Regions from separate parts of the Homo sapiens genome. Here region 2 is linked to region 1. The links are chromatin loops, found by intact Hi-C in ENCODE. Cell type or tissue: mammary epithelial cell. All regions are shown on one strand. Each heading gives the region's core, and the rest is flanking DNA. Links, peaks and the distances in the headings are about the cores only.

Region 1 (15,990 bases), core at 3,843-11,842:
AATAAAATAGCACTGTGAAATCAAGATTCATTTAAAGCCTGTTTTAAGGTTCTAAATAAAGTAGAAAAAAAATGAGCTGAGTTTCAGTAATTGGTGGATTCTGATCTTAACACTTGAAGGCACTGGTGCCTCTAACGTTACAGTGGTTTTGACCTTCTCCAGGTCAAATCTTCCACTCGCAAGAAGAATCCTCTCTATGTCCAAAAGCCCAGGACAATTTCTAATTTCCCCTTCTCTGGCCGAGCTCAGAGCCAGGTTACTCATGTCTTAGGCACACTTACTCTCCATAAGCAGTTTATCATGTTAGGGGAAGCAAGGGATGCACTTTTGTAATTCTGCGTGAATCACAAGAAATGTAAACATATCATGCTTCAAGAGGATAAGAAATGAAAATAAAGACTGCAAAGTTGGTTTTGGCTTCTACTATCTGTTTCTCCTACCTGTAGACCCAATCTGTAAAAAGGAGCACTGATATGAGCTATAAACCCCGTGGTTGACCACAGTGGCCCCAGTTCTTCATGTCTCCCTATATCCATGCCCTCTGTCATGTGACATGGAAATTCTTCCCATAAAGGCAAAGTACAGCCTCTAAAAGCCAAAGAAGTTGCTAGTTCCTACAGTTATATTATTATGACAGAATCATGTTCCGTTGTAGACTGAAAGGACCAGAGTTAAAAGGAAAAATAAGTAGTGCAAATAATTTAAACATAAAGGTGGCCTCAAGGATACATTCTGCCTGGGTACCAAGTGATACTCTTAAAATGACTTCTAGAGGATAAAAACAGAGTAGCAATCATTCTTGCTGTGCTTTCTTACTTATCATATGAGCCAGAAATCAGAGTCTGTGCTTCAAATGGATGAAACTGCAGTGTTTGGACCTAAAGGGAGGAAACATAAATGCAGAGATCTCTGTTGGTTTGCTTTTCGTAAAATTACCTAACATGTGGTAAGAATCTATTTGACAGTATTTCTATAAATGCGTCCCTCTGAAATACAGTAAACAAAAGAAACATAAATGTACTGCATAATCAAAGGGCAAACCATGCTCCCACATAAAGGCTGGCACTTAAAGAAAATGTAGTTTCCCCAAACTGTTTGGCAGAATACTTAGTCCCTCAAATGTTAGAAGATACTCAGAAGAAAAAGGGAAGTAGTCAAACCCATCTGGTGAATTCCCCATGCTCCAGAAGTCCCAAAATAATCTGCATTAGATTCCTGGGGAATAACACAGTAATGGGTGTTACCATTGTGACTGACAGACCTCATCCTTTTTTAGGAGCCTCTATAAATATGTTACAGGGCACTAATGTTCCTAGTAACCGTACCTTTCTGTACCCATTTTTTCATCTCTAAGATGGGCATTATACCTACCACACAGGGCTTTGTGAAAATCCTAAGAGATAACATGTGAAAGCATGCCGCAAGCCAGATAAAATTATTTTCAAAGCCATATATAAACGTTTGGGATTATTTTTAGCCAATATTTGTGTCCGATTTTTAAGAACCGCTGTGATCAACTAAATCACCATACCTTGTCTGTGTGTACAGCGAGGCTAGCTGCTGGTTTCCCCAAGGACATATCCCACAGAATTACAGTGTTGTCAGCTGATGCACTTGCTAAAACATTTCTGAGAAAGGGAAGAATCCAATCAGGTAATCTTTTAAAAGTCAAGAGCATTAAATATGAGAAAAGGATTGCATTTACAATAGCATCAGAAAGAATAAAATACTTAGGAATAAATTTAACAAAAGAAATGTAAGACTTACATAATGAAAACTACCGAAGATTATGAAAGGAAACAAGAGTATCTAAATAAGTGGAAAGAAACCCCATGTTCATGTATTAGAAGACTTAATAGTGTTAATATGGAAATATTACATCTACAGATGGAGCTATAAACTGATCTACAGATTCAACCAATCTCTTTCAAAATCTCTGATGACTTTTTTCTTTCTTTTTACAGAAAGTGACAAGCTGATTCACAGCCAGGCACAGTGGCTCACACCTGTAATCCCAGCACTTTGGGAGGCTGAGGCACGTGGATCACTTGAGGTCAGGAGTTCAAGACCAGCCTGGCCAACATGGTGAAACCCCTTCTCTATAAATACAAAAAATTAGCTGGGCATGGTGGCGCATGCCTGTAATCCCAGTTACTCAGGAGGCTGAGGCACGAGAATAGCTTGAACCCAAAAAGCGGAGGTTGCAGAGAACCAAGATCACGTCACTGGACTCCAGCCTGAGCAACAGAGTGAGACTCTGTCTCAAAACAAAACAAAACAGGATGTACTACTATTATTAGTATTAGACTTAAAAAAAAAGTGACAAGCTGATTCTAAAAATGCAAGGAACCTAGAATAGCCAAAATAGTACTGAAAAAAAGAACAAAGTTGGCAAGTTCATATTTCCTGGCATCAAAACTTACTGAAAATCTACAGCAATCACAACAATGTGCTACTGGCATAAGGACATACAGATTAATGGACTACAACTAACAGTCCAGAAATAAACATTTATAGTCACTGGTTTTTGACAAGGGTACTAAGGTAATTAAATGTTCAATGGGGAAAAAAGTCTTAACAAATGGGGCTGGGCGCGGTGGCTCATGCCTATAATCCCAGCACTTTGCAAGGCAGAGGCAGGCAGATCACTTGAGGTCCGGAGTTTGAGACAAGCCTGGCCTACATGGTGAAACCCTGTCTCTATTAAAAATACAAAAATTAGCCAGGCATGGTGGCATGCACCAGTAATCCCAGCTACTCAGGAGGCTGAGGCAGGAGAATCACTTGAACCCCAGAGGTGGGGGGTGCAGTGAGCTGAGATCACACCACTCACTCTAGCCTGGGTGACAGAGTAAGACCCTGTCTCACACAAAACAAAAACAAATGGTTCAGGGACAAATGAATCATCCTCATGAAAAAGAATGAAGTTGGACCCCTACCTCACACCATACACACAAAAAAAACTCAAAATGGATCATAGACTTCAATGTAAGAGCTAATACTATAAAACTCAGAAGAAAACATACATGTAAACCTTCATGACCCTGACTTAAGCGATGGTTTGCTAGATACAACATCAAAAGCATGAACAACAAAAGAAATAAAGTAGACACCATCACATGAAAAACCTGTGCTGCAAATGATAGCACCAAGAAAGTGAAAAAACAACCCACAGAATAGAAGAAAATATTTGCAAATCATGTATTTGGTAGTAGGAGTTAGTTTTAACTCCAAAAATTCAACATCAAACACAAAAAACAGGCAAAGGGAGGCCAGGCTTGGTGGCTCATGCCTGTTATCCCAGCACTTTGGGAGGCTGAGGTGGGAGGATCACCTGAGCCCCAGAAGGTCAAGACTACAGTGAGCAGTGATTGTGCCACTGCACTCCAGCCTGGGTGACAGAGTGAGACCCTGTCTCAAAAAAAAGTAAGCAAAGGACTTGAAAAACATTTCTCCCAAAGAAGATACACAAATGGCCAATAAGCACAAAACAAAGATGCTCAACATCACTAATCGTTAAGAAATGCAGATTAAGCCAGGTGTGGTGGCAAGCCCCTGTACTCCAAGTGACTTGGGAAGCTGAGGCGGGGGGATTGCTTGAGCCCAAGAATTTGAGACCAGCTTTAGCAACATAGACCCCCATCTTACCTTAAAAAAAGGGGGGGAAATGCAAATTAAAACCGCAATGATATACCACTTCATACCCATTAGGATGGCTATTATGAAAAACAGAAAATAACAAATTTTGGAGACACTAGAGCCCTTGTGTGCATTGTTGGTGAAAATGTAAAATGGTGCAGCCATTATGGAAAATAGTATGGTGGCTCCTCAAAAAATTAAAAATAGAATTACCATAAGATTCAGTAATAACGCTTCTGGGTACATACTCAAAACAACTGAAAGCAGGGACTTGAATATTTGTACACCCACATTCATAGCAGCATTATTCACAGTATCCAAAAGGCAGAAGAAGCAATCCAGGTGACCACACGTAAATGAACGGGTAACATACATTACATACAATGGAATATTATTTAGCCTTAAAAAGGAAGAAACTCTGACACTTATTGGAACATGACTGAACCTGAAGACATTAAGTCAAATAAGCCAGTTGCAAAGAAGTAAGTCTGTATGATTCCATTCATATGAGATGCTTAGTCAAATTCATGGAGACAGAAAGTGGAGTGGTGGTTGCCAGGGCTGGGGGTGGGGGAAATGGGGAGTCAGTGTTTAAAGGGCAGAGCTGCAGTACGGAGATGAAAATGTTCTGGAGATGCATTGTGGTGATGGTTGCACAACTCTGTGAATGTACTGAAAGCCACTGAACTGCACACTTAAAAATGGTAAAAATGGTGATAGGATTTGGCTATGTCCCCACCCAAATCTCATCTTGAATTGTAGCTCCCATAATTCCCATGTGTTGTGGGAAGGACCAGGTGGAAGGTAATGGAATCATGGGGACAGGTCTTTCCTGTGCTGTTCTCATGATAGTGAATGGGTCTCACAAGATCTGACGGTTTTATAAAGGAGAGTTCCTCTGCACATGCCCTTTCTCCTGCCTGCCACTATATAAGACATGACTTTGCTCCTCATTTGCTTTCTGCCATAACTGTGAGGCCTCCCCAGCCATACAGAACTGTGAATCAATTAAACCTCTTTCCTTTACATATTACCCAGCCTCGAGTATGTCTACATTAGCAGCATGAAGACAGACTAATACAAGTGTTAACTTTTATGTTATATGTATTTTGCCATAATTTAAAGAAAAAAGAATAAAAGAGTATGTGGTGAGATGTGAAAACTAAACAGAGAAAAATGTCTCCTGGGAAGAAACACAATCCTACTGCACCATGGGCACTGCCAAACACCCTGTTTTTTTCCAGTGGTGGTGGAGAGAGGGCACTTGGTCACCAAACATGCAATGAGCACCCACAGTGATGAGCTGGCAGGTGACCTGGAGGATGCAAAGAAACAGATGACAGAGCTCCTGCCTGCAAGCAGGGCATCCTACAAGAAAGGAAGATAGACACAAAGGTCCACAGCACAAATAAAGAGATGAGTGTAGGCATGAGGTAAGATCACAATGGCTACAGTCTTTTACAATCATTCAAATGTTATTTCTTTTTACCTGATTAGCTTATTCCATGAAAGGTCAAGGACAGCATCGGTATGCCCTTCTGCTGAGGAACTCTGTAATAATTGTTTTAATTATTTTTTGTATTAAAGTCCCCCTCATAATAAAACTGAATATATTAATCTGCAAAATTCTTTAAACCTTAAGATTATTTTGTTTTGTTTTGTTTTGAGACGGAGTCTTTGTCTGTTGCCCTGGCTAGAGTGCAGTTGCACGATCTCAGCTCACTGCAACCTCCACCTCCTGGATTCAAGCGATTCTCCTGCCTCAGCCTCTCAAGTAGCTGGGATTACACGCGCATGCCACCATGCCCAGCTAATTTTTATATTTTTTGTGGAGACAGGGTTTTGCCACGTTGGCCAGGGTGGTCAGGAACTCCTGACCTCATGATCCACTCTCGGCCTCCCAAAGTGTTGGGATTACAGGTGTGAGCTACTGCACCCGACCTATTGTTTTGATATTATATAAACTTTTGAAGAATAAAATAAATAAAACCTTGTCTCCCTGTTAGAGACTCATGATTAATTTCATTACAGGGGCTGGGTGCAGCGGCCCACACTGTAATCCCAGGACCTTGGGAAGCTAACGTGGGAACATCGCTTGAGGCCGGGAGTTCGAGACCAGCCCAGGCAACATAGCGAAACTCTGTCTTTACAAAAAAGTCAAAACTTAGCCAGGCATGGCAGCATACGCCTATAGTCCCAGCTACTCAGGAAGCTGAGGCAGGAGAATCCCAGGATCTCTTGAGCCTAGGCGTTTCAGGCTGCAGTGAACTATAATCGTGCCACTGCACTCCAGTCTTGGGAGACAGAGCAAGACCTTACCTCTTTAAAAAAGAAAAATAAAGAAAAAAATTTCATTACAAGGAACAGGGAAGAAACTATAGTAGTTTATTTTTTTAGAGACAAAATCTCGCTCTGTCACCCAGGTTGGAGTGCAGTGGCACACAATCATGGCTCACTGCAACCTCAACCTCCTGGGCTCAAGCACTCCTCCCACCTTGGCCTCCCAAAGTGCTAGGACTATAGGCGTGAGCTACTATGACTGGCCTAGCAGTTCTTTTTTTTCCCTTGAGACAGAGTCTCGCTCTGTCACACAGGCTGGAGTGCAGTGGTGTGAGCTCACTGCAACCTCTGCCTCCCAGGTTCAAGTGATTCTCCTGCCTCAGCCTCCCAAGTAGCTGGGATTACAGGAACACACCAACATGCCTGGCTAATTTTTGTATATTTAGTAGAGACAGGGTTTCACCATGTTGGCCAGGCTGGTCTCGAACTCCTGACCTCAGGTGATCCACCCGCCTCAGCCTCCTAAACTGCTGGGATTACAGGAGTGAGCCACGTGCGTGGCCTGGCCTAGCAGTTCTTAATCTAGGTACTGTAATTATACAAGTATCAATATAGCTCCCAACCCTCATAAAACCTAACGATTTTAAAAGCTGCAGGAGTTAATACATGGATAATTAGAATTCAACATGATAACAGAAATTTTTTTAAAGTTCAAGGTTGGTATATCTGTATAAATAGCTACTGTATTTGGAGGAGGCTCATAATCCGAAAGTCCTTCATCTATAGTAGCTATTCATATTAATATACTAGCTTTGAACTAGTTTTGTGTAAGAAAGAACAACATGATAATGGAGGTTTTATGTAATCAGAAATAAGTTTTCTTTGGATGGCCTTTTCAAAACTAAAAATTACAATAATTTCATAACTACCTACCCCATCTCACCAAGAATACCTGATTGAAAAAGTGTACGGTCTTACCCTTCACCCCTACTCCCGAGTAAACTTACCTCTGTCATTAGAGTTTAAATATTTATTAACTTCTTTACCTTCTTTCCTTTCTTTTTCTTCTTTTTTGAAAGTTTACTTCCGAGTGTGAAGACTGGCTCTAAAGAGTCCACTATATCAAGGTCCCACACTTCAATAACAGGGGTCATGTTTCCTACAGCAATGTAATTTCCTATGGGAGGAAACAATGCATGTATGATTACACAAAAAAAGACATACAGAACTTCTAATCAAATACATTATACTGTAGATTAACTGAAAAATGCTTTAGAGCAGTGCTTCTCAAACTTATATGCATATGCGGCATCTGAATGTTACAAATGCAGATTGTATTTCAGGTGGTTCTGGGTGGGCATTTCTAACTAGGTCACAGGTGATAACCATGCTGTGCTGCTGCTGGTCTTTGGGCCACAATTTGAGTAGGAAAGGCTCAATCTCTTGGCCCCAGTGTTTTCATTTATATAACGAGAATAACCCTCCTCCCGTCCTCCTTCATGGGGTGCTGTGGGGATGAAGATCAGATCAGATCATGAATGTGAACAAGGTGTGCAAACAAGACGTAAGACAGTATAAACAGTGTTTACCTTTATTAAAAAGTACGGACAGGGGCAACTAATAGTGTGCAGATGTGGTTACAAAGACTAACATGAAAACCTAATTACTTGTGACAAGCCTCTTCATTTCGGTTTTAGCTTATGTTTTCTAAAACAGGTTATGCCACTGAACTCTAGCTGGTAACATCTCACATATCAGGCCATTTATACTGAGTCTTTATGGGACCTTTACAGTTCTACAGTCCAAAAGGCTTCAGGCCCTGTCCTTCAGCCTGTAGTAGAGCAGCTACCTCCTTAGCCTACCTGAAGTCTGGGGATTTATGAACCCCAAACAATAAAGTGATGGTGTGTTAAGAACTCTATAACTTCATAAAATAACAGTAACTTCAGAAAATATCAGCAACAATTCTGAAAACATTCAAGAGAATACATAATTTATGGAGCTAGGAGAAAATACATAAGACTGGAAATCATTGAACAACCTTAAGTTTTCTAATTACCAGTAGAATCATCTGGGCTAGGATCAAAATTCAGCCATTCCACACTCAGAGGATATGCAGACAAGAGTATATCATGGTGTACATAAAAAGAGTCTTCTTCTTGATTATAAACTGAAAAGATTGGGAAAAGAGACTTTAATGTATCAGAATGAGTCATCAAAAATCACATCCCGCTCAAAAAAACAAATTCTATTAAATGTACGTGAGCCATGTGCTTTAAAGTGAGACATCTGATATTATAAAGAGATTCCAGGCTGGGCGCAGTGGCTCGTGCCTGTAATCCCAATACTTTGGGAGGCCAAGGTGGGCGGATCACTTGAGGTCAGGAGTTCGAGACCAGCCTGGCCAACACAATGAAACCTCGTCTCTACTCAAAATACAAAAATTAGCTGGGTGTGGTGGTACGTGCCTGTAGTCCCAGCTACTAGGGAGGCTGAGGCAGGAGAATAGCTTGAACCTGGGAGGTGGAGGTTGCAGTGAGCTGAGATCGCACCACTGCACTCCAGCCTGGGCGACATAGTGAGACTCTATCTCAAAAAAAAAAAAAAAAAAAAAGATTCCAATATCATGACTAGGCAAAAATTCTGCATGTCTAATACAGTGCCATCTTGTGGCATACCCCACAGGAGAAAATGAACACTGACATCTGATAGTCCACCTGCATCCTTGTCAGATAAATGGTCCTGTCTTCTAGGTCATTCATAGAAAACAAATGTTCATAAGTTCATAATGTTCATAACTACAAGAAGTAGTTATTATTTTATCTTTTAATGGTCTAGCTGATTATAAGTCAAAAAGAACAAACCAAAAATAGCATGGGAGAGAAATAATTCATATTTGGAAATCTAAATGCTTATCAAAAATTACTCTTAATATTTTTAAAAAAGGTTTATGAAGATGAACAATGTAAACAAAGCTCCTGAGGACATACTTTTGGAATATGGCAACAGCTCCTTAATATTCACAGCTGTAATGTTAAGCAGCAAAAACATTGTAAAATCAATGAGTAAGAAGTCTTTTAAAAATTACACAGTGAAACACTGATAAAACAGAACCCACTAGTCAGAACCCCTCCCCATATGCTTTGTATTAAGAAGGAGGTAAATATATAATAAATTAAGGATTTTATTTTTAATTCCTCAGATTGCTGCTTCTGGAATAGATCCTGGGATTAGCAGATTTGTGTAATGCTCTATCACATCCCTGTGATGAGAATTCATGTTCAAAATTATTAGACTGTGGTTCTACAAAAACCTCAACCATGTTCGATATACTCAGCTTACATTTTACATAAAATTGGTAATAACTTTTTTTTTTTTGAGATGGAGTCTTGCTCTGTCGCCCAGGCTGGAGTGCAGTGACACGATCTCAGCCCACTGCAAGCCCTGCCTCCCAGGTTCACGCCATTCTCCTGCCTCAGCCTCCCGAGTAGCTGGGACTACAGGCGCCCGCCACCACGCCTGGCTGATTTTTTTTTTTTTTTTTGTATTTTTAGTAGAGACTGGGTTTTACCGTGTTAGCCAGGATGGTCTCGATCTCCTGAACTCGTGATCCGCCCGCCTTGGCCTCCCAAATTGCTGGGATTACAAGCATGAGTCACTACGCCCAGCAACTGGTAATAATACTTTAAAATATACTCTTAACCACGTGAGATCAATATTCGGATCAGTTTTAGAATATAAATTTGAAGTTATTCTTGCACACACATACTGGGCAATTTGGAGATTCCTTCCAAACCCAAATAATAAAGTATATCTATAATAACCTAACTGAGAAGGAAATGGAAATATAACAGCTTTAACTTCTTTCTCAGCTCCTCTTTGATCCTGAGTTCAAAGGAATGACTGTTAAGTTCTCAGGTAAGAATGCATAAAAAAATCGATGATGACAAAAAAAACTCTAATAGGTTCTCAATTTTTTGAAATTAGAATTGGTCTTAAAAGCAAAGTAAACAAATGGTTTTCATTTGAAATATGTAAAAGTTCAAAGATATCAAGAGTTAGAAAGAATAATTTCACATTAAAGTGCCTGCTATGCATAAACAGATCACAATGAGCCATGAGATAAAATGGGCCTAATCTATAGGCTTCCCACGGACAGCCTTAAAGATTCTGAAGAGGTAACAGAAATCCAAGCTAATCAATGGAAGCCATGATGAAGCAACCTAGAAGATGGCGATAAACATTAAGCCTAAGGGTTTTATTTTTTCAAGCTGTGCAACTGTGTTTCCTATAACAAAAGGACTTATCAGCCTAATAATCTCTTCGAATCTTCAAAGTTTCAAGACGATCTGAAGACTGCTGGGGGAGGAGAGTATCGGGCAAGGATGGACTTGTCTGAGGATATGAGCGCAGTGGAAGGGACAAGAAAAACAAAACGGAGAATCTGTAGGCAGAGTGCGCCAGACATTGTGCAAGTCTACTTTTAGCATATAAAAAACAGATTTTACATTAAAAACACCAAAGTGAGGCAAGCCATTCAATTAATATTAAATCAAAAACAACATTTAAAAATACAATTTAAAAATTCCTATTTTCATGCCTACTTCTGATTACTGCAAAGCATCCGCTTCTGGCTTTGATACAAATATTCCTTAAGTAAGAAAGGTGATCACGATGTTTTGGTTCCAAAAAAGAAACGTGGCCCTTTGTGTTGAATTATTAGGAAGAAAATAAAATGTTTTGCAAAGGGGAAATATCTGAAATAACTCTATTTAAAAAACATGAGAAAAACCTGTCTATCCAGTATAATCCACATAAAGAAAAAGTAGCCAGAAAAAAAAATTGAGTAAAAAACCAAGGTGGCAAGTTATTAACTCAGGGAAATGGGATTATACATTTTTTTCTCCCCTAGAGATGGGGTCTTTGTCACCCAGGCTGGAGTACAGTGGAGCAAACAGAATCACAGCTCACTGTAGCCTAGAACTCATGGGCTCGAGCAATCCTCCCACCTCAGCCTCCCAAAGTACTGGGATTACAGGTGTGAGACACCGCACCCAGCCTTGTATTTTTATATATAATTTTACTTCCAGGTTTTTTATAGCAGGAGTAGGAGAGGAGTGAAAAACAGGCAATCACATTTAAATAAAAGATTAAAAACCTCTATGAGGCCAGGTGTGGTGGCTCACACCTGTAATCCAGCACCCAGCACTTTGGGAGGCCAAATCAGGATTACGTCAGCCCAGGAGTTCGAGACAGCCTGGGCAACACAGTGAGACCCTGTTTATATATAAAAACAAAAAAAAACACCCCTATGAAAAATTTCCAGGGGATTTATTTCCATAGAAAATTCAGATACCAAAGTGATGTACTGGACTACACATACCCAGAACAATAACCAAGAAATTGGCCACCTGTGTAAAAGTTAACTATGTAACCAACTTAAATGAGATACAATAGGATCTGGCACCTAAAAATGAAATGGTAACTATTTCACTTATTATTTTACCATCACTTAGAAAATCTTTTAATAAGGGATTTATCACTTACCATGCACCTCTAAATTGCACTGGTCCTGTTCAGCTCGGCCACAAACTATAAGATTATCACTGGGCTTAATCAAGAAATCTTCACGTTCATATTGTTCCTAAGTGAGAGGAAAAAAATGTCATTGACTAGAAGCAGAGAGCCAGTAAGGTTTTTTGAACACTTAAGAGCATAATTAGAAAAAAGATGTAAATACTTACTGTATCTTTCAGAGTAACGTAAGGATCTTGATCATTACTCCCGTAGACCGTAAGACCCAAGAGAGATTCACCAAGAGTCTCAGCATCTGTAAGAAAAATTGACAAACTACAATAATAAAATAGTCATCTTGACAAAAACATATTTCCTATGACATCCATTCTTGGACTTAGATGCAATCATCTATTTTATAACTAACTCTGGATCATCTAGAGTTGGGAAAGGAAACTACGTAAGCAGCAGCAGGAATTTAAAAGCCATTTTTGTATTTGACCTTTGGAATGGATTTCAGACAGTCTTGGAATTCACAATCTTCCAATGAAAGAACTGTATCAGGGAATTAGACCCTTTTAGAAAATATGAGAACTCTCTTGAGATTCTCTAGCTAGCTCCCTGCATTCATGATTGAAGGTGATACGGAGAGGCAGCCTTGAGGACCTGGAAATAAAATGACCCTGAAACACTGAAATCAACATAATAAATAAGGGTTGCCTGGTCAAATAAAATTGAGAAATGACAGGTTTCAAAAAATTAACCAGGTTGCTCTACTGCACGTGTTCTGATATGCTAATATGCCTTATTGGCATATGAAAAAAGAAATGCAGTATGCTTTTTCCACTGAACTTAAATTATTCTTTTATGGCACATCTACGATGGTAACAAAGGATAACTCAGGAAAAGGAAGATACACTGAATTGTTAGAGGAAGCCACTTTAAGGAGGCAGGACTGATAGGTCTTAAACATCTGATATGCAACAGAGAAAGCAATTTCTGCTACACGAGAAAGAGCTGATTCTGAATGCCATCTCTCCAGGCTGGGTTATTTGTTTCTCTGTATTTCTATGGCACTCTGTCCCTAACAAGGTTGGAGCCCATAACCCAGAGTCCAATAGAAAAAACTATCCTCTGCTGGACTGTATCTATAGAAAAGATGCAGTGAAAAGAATGAAGGCTTTAGAGCCCGAGAGTGGTCAAAACTCAGCACCGTCTTTCACCAGCTGTGTGCCGCTGGTAAATGGAGGTAATGATTCCTTTCTAAGTACTGCAGATAATGAAAAATGAAGTTAATAGTAATCCATAGGACAGATGGCCAAGCGAATGAGGAAAACGGAGGAATGAACATCTAGATGGAAAAATGGATAAATGACAATAAAAATCAATTCAGATGGAGTGAGGAAATCAGGGTTACTTCTTGTCTGAAAGAAAAGAGGTACACCAGCGATAATAAGATGGAAACCAGACGTACCAATTCTGGAAGAGAGTTCATCCACTAGGATGATGCTAAACTCCCAGCTACCTCTGCAATCCCTTTCTTCCATGTCCTCCTCCTCATTCCTAGTGCCCCAAGCCAGGCCCTCATTGCTTCTGGCCTAATTTATCTTAAGTTTCTGCTCCTCTAAGAGATTCACCCTATCTGCCAACCTGTTCTCCACTGTTGCCAGAGTTAACTTCCTAAAGTGTATGTTCCATTATTATGTGTTCCATGCTCAAAAACCTTTAATGATTTCCTCTCGCACAGAGAACACACAGATTGCTAAGCCTGGTATTCTAAGTTTACTGGGACCCAATTAAGTCTTTCTTCCAGACTTCCCAGCAACTGCCCATCCACCTTCTCTGTGCTTCACTCATGCAGATCAACTTGCCGAGCATTTCCCCTCCTTTGGGTCTTTTTCCAGGCTGTATCATCACATACATCAGGTCAAGCTCAATATTGCTCTGGCACTAAAGGCTTCCTATAGTTTGTCACATTCCACTGAATCTTCCTCTTACTTGGCTCAGTTCTGCCTCCACAATGTTATCTACTGTGCTCAAACATGCCCTGCCTGAGGCATCCAGGACAAGACAGCTAATTGACTTTGGTCAATCCCATCTCTACCCAGAGCCTACTTACTCATTTCTCATTGCCTGTCTGTTGTTTACTGATCTTCCTGTGCCCAACACAGACCATGTCTCATGTCCTATTCTTTCCACACTCCAACTACACTGCTCTTCCAGATACCCCACAGTGCTCACCATCAACCCGTACATGTCTGATTTTTTTTTAAATGTTGTATTATAGAAATTTTGAAAAATGAACACAAGTGGAGAGGGCATCACGAACCTTGAATTACCTTGCTTTAACAGTTAACACTATTTCCTCAATGTCATTTTCGACTCTCCCTCTCCCCATTGCTGGAGTTTTTCAGGCCGAGGCAGGCGGATCATGAGGTCAGGAGATTGAGACCATCCCGGCCAACATGGTGAAACCCTGTCTCTACTAAAAACACGAAAATTAGCTGGGCGTGGTGGCATGTGCCTGTAATCCCAGCATTCGGGAGGCTAAGGCAGGAAAATTGCTTGAATTAGGGAGTCAGAGGCTGCAGTGAGCCGAGATTGCACTACAGCACTCTAGCCTGGGCAACAGAGCAAGACTCCGTCTCACACACACAAAAAAAAGTATATTATTTTACTCAGCATTTCAACGATATTCTAACAGATACTGATATTTTTAAGTGCCTGATTATAACTTTTTTAAACTTTTTTATTATTTAGACATGGTGTCTGTCATCCAGGATGGAATACAGTGTGATCATAGTTCACTGCAGCCTTGAACTCCTGGGCTTGAGCGATCCTGCTGCCTCAGCCTCCCAAGTAGCTGGGATTAGACATGAGCCACCACGCTCAGCTCTGCTATGTCTTATGTAATATTTTAACCATCAATTTAACAGGTAGTTGTGATTTTACTTTGTTGCAGATAACATTTGTATTAAGAGTTAATTTTTGTTTCCGATCATCTACATTTTGATTTTATAACTTGGGAGTAGCTGATTCTAGCTGTCAGGAGTCCCTTCAGCTCCCAAATATGCAGACTAACTGGGATTTACAAGTTAAGTAAATAACTTACTTAACCTGCTCAGTGTGCCAAATGCCTATTTCTCAAACCCCAAGATTAGGAGTTAGTGCCACCTAGGGTAGCACATTCCAAAAGAAACAAAGCGAGCTTTGTCAGCTCCTTTTCCATTTATCGTTATACCTACTTTCCCCAGAAGAGCAATATAGGTAGTTGTCATCTCAGCTCACTTTATTCCCCACGAGGCTTTCTATACAAACTTCTACTTCTAATCTGTCTTCTGTTCTATTTCCTTTTTCTCTTCCCACCCATGATTTTTTCTTTTTGAGATGGAGTCCCACTGTGTCACCCAGGCTGGAGTGCAGTGGCACGATCTTGGCTCACTGCAACCTCCGCCTCCCAGGTTCAAGTGATTCTCCTGCCTCAGCCTCCTGAGTAGCTGGGATTACAGATGTGCGCCACCACGCCTGGCTAAGTTTTGTATTTTTAGTAGAGACAGGGTTTCGCCATGTTGGCCCGGCTGGTCTCGAACTCCTGACCTCAAGTGATCCACCTGCCTCGGCCTCCCAAAGTGCTGGGATTACAGGCGTGAGTCACGTGCACCTGGCCTCTTTTTCTAATTATCTCCAAGAACAGCATCTCAAAATGCAGGCAGTAGTCCCCCCTTATCCACGGGGGATACATTCCAAGACCCTCAGTGGTGGTCTAAAACCACAGATAGTACCAAACCTTATATACATTATGTTTTTCCTATATGTACCTAGGAATCAAATAATGATAATATACTGTAATAAAAGTTATGTGAAAGTCATCTCTCCCAAAGTACTGTACTTTACTCACTTATTTTCAGACTGCAGTTGACTGTGGCTAACTGAAACCGAAGAAAGCAAAACCGTGGATAAGGGGGGACTACTGTATTGTGAGAAGACTGACTGCAGTTGAGGAAAAGGTATATGGATATAAGTTCAAGCACACCATAGCATTATAACTGCATACAAAAACTCACAAGTGGGTTACAGATTATTAAACCTGATATATGCAATAAAATACACAGTACTTTTTTTTTTAGATCCTAGATTTGTATCTTAGTGGGTTAGAGTTTATCTTCTAAACTAGTTTAGGAATCATGCTGTCTGCCCAAGTCTTCAACCAGATTATCTTACTGATGTCAAGAACAATAAAATCTAAGAGTAAAGCTTTGGAACACCACAAACATGATCCAACATATTGAGCTTGTAATTACAAACCATCAGAAGTGGATAAACTAACCTGGGTCACCTTCCTCATCATATTTATCTAAGTCGTACTCAGCCAGCTCATCATCATCAAGCGTCCTGTCATCCTCTGGGTCACCATCCTCCAGGGGCTCTCTTGGGCGTGCCTGGGTGCGTGCACTCTGCATGCCATCTTCTGAAGGACTGCCTGTCTCCTCTTCATCACTGCCACCACCTTCTTCTCTATGAGCACAGAAAGAAAAAGAGAATCACCCAAATGCTACC
Region 2 (15,990 bases), core at 7,088-15,087, 51 kb before region 1:
TTCATAAGGTGTACCTCATTTGCCAGGTGCTTCTAGCTGTCTTTCTGGTAAGGGTGATGAGTTTGCATAGCTCCATCCGATAAAATAAGAAAATTCAGAATGTCTGTTCTATACAAGGTACTAGGTTGGCCTTTTACATTTTATTGATGTCTTAGAGCTTAGTTTTATGGGATCCATGGCCAGGGATAAGGGTGAAACCTAATAATGCAAGAAACAGGTCTATGTGGAACTTTAAATATACGCCACAATATAAGTAGATAGGCCCTAATGTATTGCAACTGTGTAAAAGGCAATATAGTTCTTTTATTGTAATTGTCTTTTTCTTACTATAGTTAAGAGCTTTGGTTTCTTAAATTAGTTCTGAATTTAAATCCCAGCTCTCCTTACTGGTTATGTGATTCTGGGTTAAGTTTCCTAGCATCATTGAATCTTAAGTTTCCTCATCTTTAAAGTGGGATTAAGAATAATACCTACCTCCAGCCTGGGCAACATAGGGAGACCCCATCTCTGCAAAATAAAAACAAATTAGCCAGGCATGGTGGCACTTGCCTGTGGTCCCAGCTGCTTGGGGGCTGAGGTGGGAAGATCTCATGAGCCTAGGAGGTAGAGGCAGCAGTCAGCTGTGATCACGCCACTGCACTCCAGCTTGCAGCTACTGAGCAAGACCCTGTCTCAAAAACAAAAAAAAAAAAAAAAAAAAAAAGAAGATTAAGAGAGATAGTTACATATAAATCACTTAGCCCAATACATAGCACATGGTAAGGGAGCCATAAATTTTAGCTATTATTATTTTCAGGTTGATTGATAAAATGGCATTGCCATTTTTCAGAATTAAAAACCTATTTAGATTTGATTTCACTGCTAAGGAATATGTAACCTCATTTGATTCCTCTTCTCTGCTTCACCCCCTCCCATACGCAGAGAATAAAGCCCAGTGTAAGGACTGGAGGTCATTAGAGAGCCCCTTTTGGGTAACCTGTTGGCTAGCCTAGTGGTTCTGTAATGTTTATAGTATGGCAGTCTCTAAATTATGATATAAGAACTAATACTTTTTGATAACAACCTTCAGTGCTGTTTTATTCAAATCAGTATTACTCTTATTCGAAAGACATTTGTAATGGCAGTGCAAGATGGTTTGCATAGAAAAGGTGATTCCTAGGTTCTTCACCTTGCCAAAAATAGTCTGTAGTTAAAAAAAAAGTTTGGTGCAGTTAAAAAAAAGTTTGGTGCAATGAAAAACTTTTTGGCAGTGTTTTGCAGTTTGATCTGTGATCTTTCACTTAATAGCTATGTGATTTGGGGCATATGACATGGCCTCTCTGAGCCATAGTTCCCTCATCTATCTTACGTTGCAGTATTGGTGTGAGGATTTGAAGTCATTTTAAGTGAAGTGGTAGCAAAGCTTACATAATGACCCTCAATATTTGGAGGACATTAATATACTGATACAGAATCTTAGTAAACTGTTGCTGAATGGGGAAAATACGATGCTTTTCACATCATCGATAATCTGGATCTTTAACTCCTATTAAAAATGATTAGTAAAATTTACTTGAGTAGGTTAAAATGCGCTGCCTAAAACACTACTGGTTTGAAATAATAAGCCATTTGGAGAAAAATAAATATTATAAAAGATGAAGCTTGAGTGATTTAAAAAAAAACTGTCATTGCCATTGTGCTCTAAGAATTGCAGACTTTGCTTTAGATGGTGTGCCTAGAGTTTCGAACAAGGCAGAATTCAAATCCTATTTCTGCTATGTGACATTGAATTGAGTTTTTAATGTCTCAATCTCAGTTTTCTTATCAGTAGAAAGAATATGGCACTAGCTATCTAAGAGAATTGTTGAGCGTAAAAGTGAACTAATAGTTGGCCAAGTCCCATTTCCCCATCCCCACTGTTTCAGTTTCTTCAGTATCTTAATACAGAGTCATTGGAGTAAATTTTTGCATAACTAGTTGTGTGTGCTCTTTTCTAGGATGAATGAAATGAACCTGAGTCCAGTGGGGATGGAGCAGCTGACTTCATCCTCTGTGAGCAATGCCTTGCCAGTCTCAGGAAGTCACCTGGGATTGGCTGCCTCACCCACTCACAGTGCCATCCCTGCCCCAGGTGAGTGGTAAGGGAGACCTACTGCATTTCAACACTTAACTCTGTTATCAATTCTAAATGGAGTCTAGAAGAGATCAGAGCCCCTTTAAGGGTAGAAGGTAGAAGGGAGAAGGTAAGCAGGCCTGAATGGTGGTTCAACATGTGATAGGTAATGGAAAATAAGGTTTTTGTAGAGGTAGAGTATTAGAATTCTAGTGGATAGTAGCAGCAATTTTTTCTGATAGTCCTCTTCTGAGTTGGTAGCTTTTTGTCCAGAGCTGTAATTAACTTGGCATTTTATTTAGGGCTGCCCATTCATCTGGTTCACACTTCAGTACCCGTTCCCTGGGTTAATAGAAGAGAATCAGTTAAAATTACTCTAATAACTATTCCCAGAGAGCATGGGGAATTGGGCTTTATATTCCACCAGGTTTGAAATTAAATGGCAATAACTGCAAGTGTACCAGGTCTAGAATTAATGTGGAAAGAAGTGTGGTACTTTTACCTGGGGCTTTTACATGGAACGCCTCATGAGCCTCCATACACAGCAAAATCGTATAGGAAAAATTCATTCTTCCTATCCTTTTTTTTTTGAAATGGAGTCTCACTCTGTCATCCAGGCTGGAGTGCAGGGGCACGATCTCGGCTCACTGCAACCTCCGCCTCCCGGGTTCAAGTGATTCTCCTGCTTCAGCCTCCTGAGTAGCTAGGATTATAGGCATGCACCCCTACACCTGGCTCATTTTCTTTTTTTTCTTTTTTGAGATGGAGTTTCGCTCTTGTCGACCAAGGTGGAGTGCAATGGCACGATCTCGGCTCACTGCAACCTCCGCCCGCCTCCCGGGTTCAAGCAATTCTCCTGCCTCAGCATCCCGAGTAGCTGAGACTACAGGCACACGCCACCATGCTCAACTAATTTTTTGTATTTTTAGTAGAAACGGGGTTTCACCATATTAGCCAGGCTGGTCTCGAACTCCTGCCCTCAGGTGATCCGCCCTCCTCGGCCTCCCAGAGTGCTGGGATTTTAGGTGTGAGCCACCGCGCCAGCCGTCACTGTACTTTTAAAACCTTTTTTCTGCCTAGCTTCATTTTCTTATTCTATTGAAATAGAATATAAATGGAATAAATATTCTATTGATTATTACAATGATAAGCTGTCAGTTCTTTAGGATCAATGACATTGTTATGTATTGGACTTTCTTTGTCACAGTAGGAGTTAGTATAAATAAATCTATATATTGTTTAAATAGTTCTCTAAAGAGAATTACTTGCTTAATTAATAAAATGCAGCAGTTAAATAAGATTCATTGAAACTAGGGTCTCTTCACATTTGTTTAAGTGTCCACAAAAGAAATCTTAAAAAATTATTAGTGGTTAACCCACTTGATTGTTTGTAGGCATTCCCTTTAGTGGACACTCTTGTTAAGGTGGAAAAGCCTGTTAAAAAATATTGCCAGCCAGGCACAGTGGCTCACGCCTATAATCCCAGCATTTTGAGAGGCCAAGGCAGGAGGATCACTTGAGCCCAGGAGTTCAAGATCAGCCTAGGTAACATAAGGAGACCCCATCTCTACAAAGAAAAAAAAAAAAATTAGCAGCGCATGGTGGCACACACCCGTAGTCCCAGCTACGTAGGAGCTACATAGGAGGCTGAGAAGGGATGGCCACTTGAGCCAGGAAAGCTCAGGTTGCCTGAGCCATGGTCATGCTACTACGCTCCAACCTGGGCAACATAGCAAAACCTTGTCTCAAAAAAAAAAAATATTGCCCCTGGCAAAAATATGCAAATCAGCACTGACCAAGTTGGTGGGTATTTATTATGATACTTAGCCCAGTAAAAGTCACTTCACTTTGCAAGTACATATAACTCAAAGTAGATATAATCTCACGTTTAAAGCTTTTATTAATCACTAAGTGTAGCATATATACAAAAGATTGTATGAAGGTGTACATGTACAGTTTTACATCTAACTAAACTACGTTGTTTTCCAGGTAGAAATGAAATATTCTCACCATATAAAATGGTAAATACAATAAAGTTTAAAAATACCAAAAAAATTTCATACTATCACTACCTAGGGACTACTCCTATGAACATTTTATGTTTCCATTGTTTTTTTCTCTATATAATTTGTTTTCTTGTATTTAAACTCGGTTTTTAATTCTAAATTAAATATTTTGGCTGGGCATGGTGGCAATCCCCGCACTTTGGGAGGCTGAGGTGGGCAGATCACTTGAGGCCAGGAGTTCGAGACCAGCCTGGCCAACATGGTGAAACCCTGTCTCTAGCAAAAATACAAAAATTAGCTGGGTGTGGTGGTGTGTGCCTGTAATCCCAGCTACTCAGGAGGCTGAGGTAGGAGAATTGCTTGAACCCAGGAGGCCGAGATTGCAGTGAGCTGAGATCACACCACTGCACTCCAGCCTGGGCAACAAAGCAAGACTCCGTCTCAAATCAATCGATAAATTAATTAATTAAATATTTTTGTATTTAAGCGCAATACAGACAATTGGAGTATCAACTTGCCGGTTTAGAACTAACTTAAAAACTATCTTTGGGACTAAGACTACTTTCTTTAGGCTTATTTGTGGATATTTGCACATTATCTAAGGATGAAAAGGGCTAGTAGGTGAGATTTTTGCCCATGTGTAAAAACCTTTCTAAGAGTTTAGCCAGTGGTTGTAGTGAGAATTTTTAATTACCTATTTTCTTTTAACTGAGAAAAAAAATTTTGTTTTGTAGGCCTCCCAGTGGCAATTCCAAACCTGGGTCCCTCCCTGAGCTCTCTGCCTTCTGCTCTGTCTTTAATGCTACCAATGGGTATTGGGGATCGAGGGGTGATGTGTGGGTTACCTGAAAGAAACTACACCCTACCTCCACCACCTTACCCTCACCTGGAGAGCAGTTATTTCAGAACCATTCTACCTGGTAAGTGTTACAGTTACTTGAGATGTTAGAGAAAAAGAACGGCGCCAGCTTTTAAACTTTTATCCTGAAGATATGAATAACACTTTTTTCTGTTTGTCACTATTAGATATTAATCTCTAGGCAGGAAAAGTATCTTTGTTTATATTTATGTACTTTTCCTCTTAGAATGTGGCACATAACACATTAGTAATACAGTTTGACTAAGCTGAATTTCTTAATTGCACATAATTTTTCTTCTTTCTCCTCCAGTATCTCTTTCATTTGGTGTTTATAATTCTACAGCTATAATTTCAGTCAAGCACTATAGTGTCTTGTTATAGTGTCATGTTTTTTAAGTTCATTGAATTTTTATTCTGTTATAGGAGTATTATATGCTTATTGCGGAAAATTTAGCAAATAAGGGAAGGAACCACTCAGTCCCATCATCCATCTTTTTGGTGTACTTCCTTCCTGCCATTTGTTTTGGTGTATAGGTTTTTACCAATTTTCATAATTAAGACCACGGTTTCTTCTCTTGCTCTCTTTTTTCTTTTCTTTTTTTTTTTTTTCTTTTAATGGAGACGGAGTCTCAACTATTTTGCCCAGGCTGGACTGGAACTCCTGGACTCCAGTGATTCTCTCACCTCAGACTCTTGAGTAGCTTGGAATACAGGCACATGCCTGCCTTGAGACCATACCATATTTCATTTCTTTTTTATAAATAACTTTTTTAAAAAAAGAGATGGGGTTTTGGCATGTTGCCGAGGCTGGTCTCGAACTCCTGCGCTGAAGCCATCCGCCCACGTCAGCATCCCAAAGTGCCGGGATTACAGGCATGAGCCACTGTGCCCTGCCCAAGACCATACTTTCTATACGATTGTCTGTCTTTACTTTTTTCACTTTATCTTTTTCTCTGCTGTTACATGGGTATTTTCCTTTGCTGCTACGTGGTTTTCATAATTATCCTTTTTAATGATGCATTACTTTCTACTGAATGGGTATTTGATGGTTTATTATCTTTATTGTTGGACAGTTTGGTTTTTCCAGTTTTTATTACCATTGTAACTAATGCTCTTATGAACGTCTTTATGTATAATATTTACAAAATGGATTTAGAGAAGAGTACCTTAAGTGGAATTTCTTGTGCAAGAGGGTATTAACATTTTTGAGGCTCCTAATATATATGCTTCACAAAGAAGTTTTAGCAGTTTACATTCCCTCTGGCAGTTTAGTAAGTATCATTTCACCATATCCTCCCAAGCACAAGTGTTAATTTTTTTTTGTTTTAATAAAACAGGTACAATTGTGACTTGTATTAAATAGTTTGTGTTATGATAGTTTAATTATATTAAATTATATTTAATTAAGTTTTATTTTTCACATGGAAGATCTGTTTTTAAATCATTTTACCTTTTAATAATTAGGAGAGCAAATTTTACACCTTAGGACTCAGGAATTGCAACCATATGTATATTAAAAGCAGTGTTTTCGTTAGTGATTCCCAGTTAGCTTCAAAGGAACATAGTTAACTTTTTTAGGATTTTCGAGTTTTACAGGAAAAACTCAATTACGGTATATGTATGTTGCTATTTATAAAATAGTGTGTATCGATTAAATTAAAGAAGCAGGAGATTATTTGAACTTAGTTATGTTTGTAAGGAAATAGCGTCTAGTGCTTGGAATTCTTTAATAATGTACTAAAAGTCTCTGATATCTCATCTTTTCCTTTTCTCAGGCATTTTATCTTATTTAGCTGACAGACCACCTCCACAGTACATCCACCCTAACTCTATAAATGTTGATGGTAATACAGCATTATCTATCACCAATAACCCTTCAGCACTAGATCCCTATCAGTCCAATGGAAATGTTGGATTAGAACCAGGCATTGTTTCAATAGACTCTCGCTCTGTGAACACACATGGTGCCCAAAGTCTTCATCCCAGTGATGGCCATGAGGTGGCCTTGGACACAGCAATCACTATGGAGAACGTTTCTAGGGTTACCAGCCCAATTTCGACAGATGGAATGGCAGAGGAGCTTACGATGGACGGTGTTGCAGGCGAGCATTCCCAAATCCCAAATGGCTCCAGAAGTCATGAACCTCTGTCTGTGGATTCTGTGAGCAACAACCTTGCAGCAGACGCTGTAGGACATGGTGGTGTGATACCCATGCATGGGAATGGCCTGGAGCTCCCTGTGGTCATGGAGACAGACCACATTGCAAGTCGGGTCAATGGCATGTCTGACAGTGCCCTCAGTGACTCCATTCACACTGTGGCCATGAGCACCAACTCTGTAAGCGTGGCACTCTCTACCTCACACAACCTTGCCTCCCTAGAATCTGTTTCCCTCCATGAAGTTGGCCTCAGCCTAGAACCTGTGGCTGTCTCCTCCATCACCCAGGAGGTTGCTATGGGGACAGGTCATGTAGATGTATCTTCAGACAGTCTTTCTTTTGTATCACCTTCACTGCAAATGGAAGACTCCAATTCAAACAAGGAGAACATGGCAACCTTGTTTACAATTTGTGAGTGTGTTTAGCCTTTCTTTTTTGGAAATATTTGTAAAAAGGGCCACCATCCCTAACAAGTTAAGTCGTAAAGTTTGGCATTAAGGGAGTATAGAAAGCAACTAGACCTTGGAACTTTTCTTTGCCTTGGTATTGTCCTTTATATTAATGTGGTGCCTTTTCTTCAAGTAAGCCAAATGATATACATACATTTAGTTGGTTCTTAGAGCATCCTCCTGAAGAAATGAAATGTGAAGTAGTCATTTTTGTATTTTGCAGATAAGCTTAGCACATGCGGTAGTGTGTGCCTGTAGTCCCAGCTATTCTGGAGGCAGAGGCAGGAGGTTGCTTGAGCCCAGGAGTTTCAGGCTATAGTGTTCTGTGATCCCACCTGTGAATAGTCCCAGCTATTCTGGAGGCTGAGGAAGAGGGTTGCTTGAGCCCGGGAGTTTCAGGCTATAGTATGCTGCGATCACACCTGTGAATAGTACTGCACTCCGGCCTGGGCAACAAAGTGAGACCCTGTCTCTAAAAAACAATCATAGTGATAATACAATATTTTTTTAAAAAAGGTAAGTTTAGCCCAGTAATAGTTAAGGTATTTCCCAAGGTTTCACAAATAGAGAGTTATAGGGGTAAATTCTAGTAAAGCTGTTTGTGACATGCCTTGTGAAAATTATTCAGTCACTTTTATAACCCCATGGAAAAATGTAGGTGGATATAAACCAATTTTTTTCTTTGCTCAGAGTGCATATAAATTATTATTCTTGGGCGTGTAAAAGTTTTTCTTATTGGGCAACAACAACAAAAAACAATATAAAAACAGTTGATTTACTGGTGTCACTGTGTTTCATTCATGCAGGAAACATGTTGAGTGCTTATTTTAATTTATTGATAGGGTTTCTCTGTCGCCCAGGCTAGGGTGCAGTGGTGCGATCACGGCTCACTGTAGCCTCGACCTCCTGGGCTCAAGTGATCCTCCCACTTTAGCCTCCCGAGCAACTGGGACCCCAAGTGTGTACCACCACACCTGGCTAATTTTTAAATTTTTTGTAGAGATGGGGGTCTCACTGTGTTGCCTTGGCTGGTCTTGAACTCGACTCAAGCAATCTTCCTGCTTCAGCCTCCCAGAGTGCTAGGATTACAGGTGTGAGCCATCATGCTGGGCTTTTTAGTGCTTACTATGTGGCAGCCTCTGCTAGATGCTAGGGATAGAACGATCTACCAAGAGACAGTATGTGTACATACCTTTAAGGAGCTTACAGTCTGGTAGGAAGCATAGGAGACTGTTACAATATAGGATAATAATAAGTGTGACGATGGGGTGAAGTGCATTGGTACTAAAGTAGCCTGAAGGGGAGCAACTAGCCAGGCCATGGAAGGGTCGGGGAAGATTTAACCAAGGGAAGTAACATACATGTTAGCACAGACCTTAAGGACAAGAAAGATGTGGGCAGTTGAGAGTCAGGAAGACAGGAGCTGGCACCTGTAAGTGCCTAGAACCAAAAGAATCATGAGTGTTTCAGAATTGCTGAAGCATAAAATGAGGGTGAAGAGAGGGGTCATGTGGTGAGAGGAGAAGTAGGAGCCAGAACACAAAGGCTCTTTTAAGACCGGTCAAGAGTTTTAGGGAGTGAGGGTTGGGGTAGGGCTTTGCTGCAATGTGAGAATAAATTTGTTAAGAGGCAAGGAGGTGTGGAAGATATCATAATTTATGGGAAAGGTGATGATTCTCACCAATCTAGAGTAGAGGTAATTAGGATGCAGAAGAGTGGAGGACATTTGCAGAGAACCCAGTTGAGCTTATCGATTGGATAAAGTTGGAGGAGGGAAGCATTAAGGAGAAAACCCTGGTTTCTGGCTTCTGAAACTAGGTAGATAGAAACTAGGTAAGTAGAGAAGGCCATGTGTTGGCTCACACCTGTAATCCCAGCACTTTGGGAGGCTGAGGCAGAAAGATCATTTGAGACCAGGAGTTCAAGATCAGCCTGGGCAGCATAGTGAAACCCTGTCTCAGGAAAAAAAAAAAAAAAAAAGCAAACAGAAACTAAGTAGGTAGGGTAGTAGTGAAAGGCAGAGGAGGATATGATTTTGATTTTTATTATTTTGGGAGGAGTGACGATGAGTCAAGTTTTAGACATGTTGATTTCAGTGTCTGTAAGACACCCAGTAGAGATGTCTAATGAAAAGTTGTGTGTGGACCTGAGAGAGATCTGTCTGGAAATATTTAAGAATCATCAACATTAAGATGTTATTTGTGGCTGTAGAAGTGGAATGAAATCATCTAGTAAGAGTGTGGACTGAGAAGAGGGCTAGGGATATCAAGATATAGCAGAAGAGGAGCTTCCAAATAGACTCAACGGGAGCATCAAAAATAGGAGGAAGCCCAGAACCATTCTGTGCCACAAAATCCAGCCCATGGAGAGACTAGTTTTAACCTTTTAAAGTCTCAAATTTAGAGTTTTAAAATGTTTTAATCGAAGAATGTAATGAATATAAGGCTAATTTAGCAGAAGGTAGGAGGTGGCCTAAATAAGCTTATTGATTTTTTTCTTAAGAGGGCAAATGGAACCTCTTCTAAGTGTGTGTGGTTTATAATGAGATATAATTTATGTATACATTTTAAACGTGCAATTTAGTGGTTTTTTTGGTGTATTTACAAGGCTGTGCAACCACCACCACTGTCTCCTTCCAAAACATTTTAGTCACCCGGTAAAGAAACTTCATAACCATTAGTCACTTCCCATTCCCTCCTTCCGCGTATTCTCAGCAACCACTAATCTACTTTCTGTCTCTATGGATTTGCCTTTTCCAGATATTTCATATAAATGGAATCATGCGATACTTGGCCTTCTGGATCTAGTTTCTTTCTCTTCGCATAATACTGTTCTGTCTCATCCATGTTGTAGCATGTATTTGTACTTCATTTCTTTTTAGAGCTGAATAATCTGTAATATGGATATACCACATTTTGTTTATCCATTTATCAGTTGATGGACATTTGGGTTGTTTCTGCTTTTTGGCTACTATGAATAATGCTGTTATGAACTCTCATGTACAAGTTTTTGTGTGAACATCTGTTCTTGGATATTTAGGAGTAGAATTGCCGTATGTTTAACTTTTTGAGGAACTGCTTTCCAAAGTGGCTGTGCCATGTTACCGTCCTAGCAGCAGTGGATGAGGGTTCTAATTTCTCCACATTTTTGCCAACAGTTAATTTTTTATTTTTATTTATTTATTTTTTTATTTTTTTGAGACAGAGTCTGGCTCTGTCACCCAGGCTGGTGTGCAGTAGCGCAATCTCAGCCTCACTGCAACCTCCACCTCCCGGGTTCAAGCCATCCTTCCACCTCAGCCTCCCCAGTAGCTGGGACTACAAGTGCTCGCCACCATGCCTGGCTGATTTTTTGTATTTTTGGTAGAGACGATTTGCCGTGTTTCTACCTGGTCTCATGCGTTCGAGACCAGCCTAGGCAACATGGCAAAACCCTGTCTCTAGCAAAAGTATTAAAAAATCAGCCAGACGTGGTGGTGCATGCCTGTGGTCCCAGCTACCCAGCAGGCTGAAGCAGGAACGCCACTGCACTCCAGCCTTGGTGACAGATCGGGACCCCGTCTTAAAAAAAAAAAGAAAAGACAGATAGATGACTGTGGTTCTAAGGTTTATGTATTCCAACTATTTTGTGAATGGTTGTGGAGTTTAAATGTAATGATTGAGTAATAGTATCATAAATACTGTTCCTTAGCAGAGTGGAAAGTGTAAAGAATAGAGCAGAAGATTTACGGAGGAGGACACTCATAAGCTTGTGAAAGTGAAGTTGTAGTAAGAATAGAGAACAATATATAAAGGGAGCATCCTCTCTGCCAATGCAGAAAGAAAGACCATATGAAAAATAAGAAATTAAGAATTTTAAGCAAATAATGTCTGCAAGAATACAATTCTTCTGCCCTTTGAAAGAGCAGGCTGCAAATTGTTTTTGTCTTAAGAATGTGTCCTCAAAACTTGGTTGACCATCTTGTTTATAGTGAAGCAAAAGAGTACAGTGGTGTAGCTGGCTCTGACGCCAGTGTCCTATGTTCATAGCATAGGTCACTGGGGTCAGAGCCAGCTGTACCACCGTGGCCATATTTTGGCTCTGCATAACTAACAGCATTTCAACTCAGTTTCCTCTTACAGTTCAGAATTGGAATCTTTTGGACTTTAGGGCATCATACCTAAATGTACGATCTACTTAATGTAAGGGATAATGTACTTGATTGTTGAAGTAATATGGTGCTATTTTTTTCTTTTATTATTATTTTTAATTTTTTTTAAACAGATGGGATCTCACTGTGTTACCCCAGGCTGGTCTTGAACTCCTGGACTCAAGTGATCCTCCCTTCTCAGCCTCCCAAACTGCTGGGTTTACAGGCGTGAACTACCATACCCAGCCAATTTTTCATTAGTGTTTCTCTTATGCACTGAATAGGAAACTTGTCCTGTTGGATCAAAAGAAAAAAAATCAGATCTTACTGAAGTCTGAAGAGTGGTGTAAGAGTAGGTATATATGTTAGTGTAAGGAAGTGAGTCTTTGATAAGAATATCTCTATTAGAACCGTGCTTCTTACTGGATACATTTTAGTAATTAGCATTTAAATTAAAACCTGGGGCTGGGCATGGTGGCTTACACCTGTAATACCAGCACTCTGGGAGGCTGAGGTGGGTGCATCATCTGAGGTCAGGAGTTCCAGACAAGCCTGGCCAACATGAGGAAACCTTGTCTCTATTAAAAATTCAAAAATTAGCTGGGCATGGTGGCACACGCCTGTAGTCCCAGCTATATGGGAGGCTCAGACAGGAGAATCGCTTATACCCGGGAGGCAGAGGTTGCAGTGAGCCAAAATCGCGCCATTGCACTCCAGCCTGGGTGCAGAGCAAGACTTTGTCTCAAAAAAAAAAAAAACCGTGGTGGTAATTTAGCCTGCTTGAACTAAACCCATTTGTATTGCTCAAATTTGCCATCTACAGGGTGTACTCTGTGTGACCGCGCCTATCCCTCGGACTGTCCCGAACATGGACCAGTGACTTTTGTTCCTGACACTCCAATAGAGAGCAGAGCAAGGCTTTCTCTCCCAAAGCAGCTTGTTCTCCGTCAGTCAATTGTGGGAGCAGAAGTTGGTAAGAACCTTGGAACTGTAAAACACTATTACATCTCTTCTTCCTTTGTAGCGTAGAGTTGTAAAAGTGGATGTGTATAATTTAGTAATTATTTGGACCAAAAGTCAATTTATGGCTTAAGATTTATGCTTTTATGGAATATTAGTCTTGTCCACTGATGATAGCAATAAATCAAGTCAAAAACTTTATTGGGAAATCTCTCCTTTGTTAGAATCAGTATTGAGTAAAGCAAAAAATCCTAGACTGAGTCTTTGAAGATTTAACTTTTATTCTCATCTGTCTCATCCACTAACAATTATTCTAACAACACATTTCTTAAAACTTAGTTTCTTTTATAGAAACATGGAAAATTCACCTTATGACACAACTTTAGATCAAATGTTTGTAAATTATATAATGCTCCTTAGATAAAAGGAATAAAGAATGTAGATTGCCAGACTTTACTTACCCATATTTGAATTTAGCATGGCTTCTGAGTTACTGCGACATTTCTTTGGAAATATAAAATTAGGTTCATTATTCTTTTAGCTGCAGTTTGGGTGTGAGTCATTTCAAAGCATCAAACAGTTTAGGTAAAATAGAGCAGTGCTTTAAGCACAAAAGATTTTAGAAGTCTGATTTATTTCTATAGTAATTGCTTTATATTTTTACAATAGAATAATGTTTTCTGTTATTTTTTATTTATTTATTTTTAAGAGACTGGGTCTCACTCTGTTGCCCAGGCTGGAGTGCACTGGCCTAACATACGGAGTACAGTAACTCGAGTGCAGCCTTGACCTCCTGGGCTCAAGCAATCATCCTGCCGCAACCTTCCAAGTAGCTGGGACTACAGGCATATGCAATCATGCCCAGCTAATTAAAAAAAAAATTTTTTTTGTAGAGACAGCATCTCACTATGTTGCCGAGGCTGGTTTCGAACTCCTGGCCTCAAGCAGTCCTGCCTTGGCCTCCCAAAGTGTTGGCTCATTATATGTGTGAGCTACAAACTTTTTTATATTTAACTCCAAAATAATGTATTTGGAGAGACATGAAAAGATTCCCTTTGGATAAAACTAGGTTCAGGAATTCCTGATATTTCTTCTTACTCAGCATTTATTGTGAGCCCTATGTTATCTGTTCATTACATTTTATATATTTACAGGGCTAGGACCCACAAGGCTTAGTCACCTCTGAGGAATGCTAGCATATTGTTTTTTTTATTTTTTTATTTTTTTTGAGACAGAGTCTCGCTTTGTCACCCAGGCTGGAGTGCATTGGCCCTATCTCTGCTCACTGCAACCTCCGCCTCCTGGGTTCAAGCAATTCTTCTGCCTCAGCCTCCCAAGTAGCTGGGACTACAGGCGTGCGCCACCACGCCCAGCTAATTTTTGTATTTTTAGTAGAGACCGGGTTTCACCCTGTTGGCCAAGCTGATCTCAAACTCCTGACCTCAGGTGATCTGCCCACCTCGGCCTCCCAAAGTGCCGGGATAACAGGCGTGAGCCACCACGCCCAGCCTACATATTGGTTAAATTCATTGAAAATAAGATTCTTTGCATGGGTGAAGCACCTCTTTCTTCTGTATCTTGCTGTTTAAATCATTGATTGTGTAGTTGGTGTCCTTCCACTGACAGGTGTATGGACTGGAGAAACCATTCCTGTGCGGACTTGCTTTGGACCTCTAATTGGCCAGCAGAGTCACTCCATGGAAGTAGCAGAATGGACAGACAAGGCAGTTAACCATATCTGGAAGGTCAGTCCTGATGAAACTTTTCTGTGGCTTTTGGCTGTTTTTCTTAGTAAGAGGTAGTTAAAAAGTTATGATAAAGTCAAAATCAGCCAGAACTGATACAGTGCCATTCACTGGTCAGTCATTTATTTCACGTACATTTTTTTAAATGTTACATTCATCATTCTTGGTAGCCAAATTATAACATACAGCAAAACACCAGCTACTGGAAATAGAGGACAAACTGTTTTTGTCTCTGTTTTGTGAGTTAATCCAATTATTTTAACCATTTAATGCATTTGAATTACTTGTGACTGCTGAGGCCACAGACTTTGTTTGTATGATAAAAGTCTTACTTTGTAATTAAAACATTCCTCAAATGTTTATCTTAGGAAATAATTCTGGAATAAGAAGCTAAGATTATTTTTCTAGTTTTCTTTTTTTTTCTTCCTTGAGATGGAGTCTTGCTCTGTTGCCCAGGCTGGAGTGTAATGGTACAATCTTAGCTTACTGCCACCTCTACCTCCTGGGCTCAGGTGACTCTCCCACCTCAGCCTCCCAAGTAGCTGAATTTACAGGCACTTGCCATCATGCCCAGCTAATTTTTGTATTTTTGTAGAGACGGGGTTTCCCCATGTTGGCCAGACTGGTCTTAAACTCCTGACCTCAAGTGATCTGCCCACCTCAGCCTCCCAAAGTGCCGGGATTACAGGTGTGAGCCACCGCACCTGGCCTATTTTTCTAGTTTTCTAATGAGGGGTTAGAAATACAACATTTTCACATAGATATCTATTGGGAATGATGCTTGCGAAATTGAAGTAAGGAGAAAATGGGTCTTGTGATCTTTGGAAAGGTAAGGTACCACTGTCATTGGGAACTTTAAATTTGGAATGCTAGGCCCAAGTGGGAAAATCATGACAAGGGATGATCCTCTGCCCTTAATGGACATTCAGTCATTCAGTGCCTACTGTGTGATAGGTGATGAAGACAGGTGGACAGGTAGACTGGTTTTTTGTCTTTTCCAGGCAAAGGTTGAATAATCAAAAACAAAGTCAGTCTCTTCACTGAGCACTAACTGTAGGTCTCTGATGGTCTTTATGTATTGCTGGAAATAGGGAGAATGTTGAAATGATAGCATGTTGGAGAAGTAGGAATATATTTTCCCACTAAGAAAGCTGGGACCTACTGCAAATGAGTAAATGAGGTGATTGCTGGCCTAAGTGTAATGTAGTGCTTTATTGCATGTCAGTGCATTTGACATGTGTGCTTGCTTTCTGTTGGCAGATATACCACAATGGTGTCCTAGAATTCTGCATCATTACAACTGATGAAAATGAATGTAATTGGATGATGTTTGTGCGCAAAGCCAGGTATGAGTAGTCTTGGATGAGAAAAAATAGTTACCATTTAGATGTTTTTCAATAGGAAGCTTTGCATAAAAGAAGAAAGAGTTAAGAATCCAAATTACACCAACACCTGGACATACTTAAAGCCCAAGGCAGCCAGGCATGGTGGCTCACACCTTTAATCCCAGCACTTGGGGTGGCTGAGGTGGGAGAATCGCTTGAGGCCAGGAGTTCGAGACCAGCCTGGGAAACATAGCAAGACCCTCATC

What was found. Hi-C counts contacts between places; a loop is a spot of excess contacts. Peaks named below come from ENCODE experiments on the same cell type or tissue, not always from the same donor. Only the 100,000 strongest peaks of a DNase experiment are listed, where the experiment ranks them.
Region 2: a loop joins it to region 1, with 2.5 times the contacts of the local background. A loop is called at or near these places in 39 of 110 quality-filtered maps.

What each region holds. Positions count from the first base shown.
Region 1 is chr12:107,688,573-107,704,562 of GRCh38, reverse strand. It overlaps PWP1 (PWP1 homolog, endonuclein), which reads right to left. Exons shown (of 15, transcript NM_007062.3): 3 at 15,761-15,948; 4 at 11,664-11,749; 5 at 11,467-11,563; 6 at 7,979-8,089; 7 at 6,966-7,096; 8 at 5,129-5,190; 9 at 1,532-1,628; 10 at 817-878. Among named protein-coding and RNA genes, the nearest start is that of PWP1, 11 kb to the right of the region's middle. In mammary epithelial cell, for the core only: a CTCF peak has its summit at 8,610 (motif pointing left); no DNase peak of the experiment used is centred there; H3K27ac peaks cover 257 bases.
Region 2 is chr12:107,742,952-107,758,941 of GRCh38, reverse strand. It overlaps PRDM4 (PR/SET domain 4), which reads left to right. Exons shown (of 12, transcript NM_012406.4): 3 at 1,977-2,110; 4 at 4,833-5,018; 5 at 6,733-7,527; 6 at 12,518-12,667; 7 at 14,281-14,399; 8 at 15,660-15,745. PRDM4-AS1 (PRDM4 antisense RNA 1) reads right to left here. Exons shown (of 5, transcript NR_120474.1): 4 at 550-667. Among named protein-coding and RNA genes, the nearest start is that of PRDM4, 10 kb to the left of the region's middle. In mammary epithelial cell, for the core only: no CTCF peak of the experiment used is centred there; DNase peaks (open chromatin) are centred at 9,611 and 10,241; H3K27ac peaks cover 2,010 bases.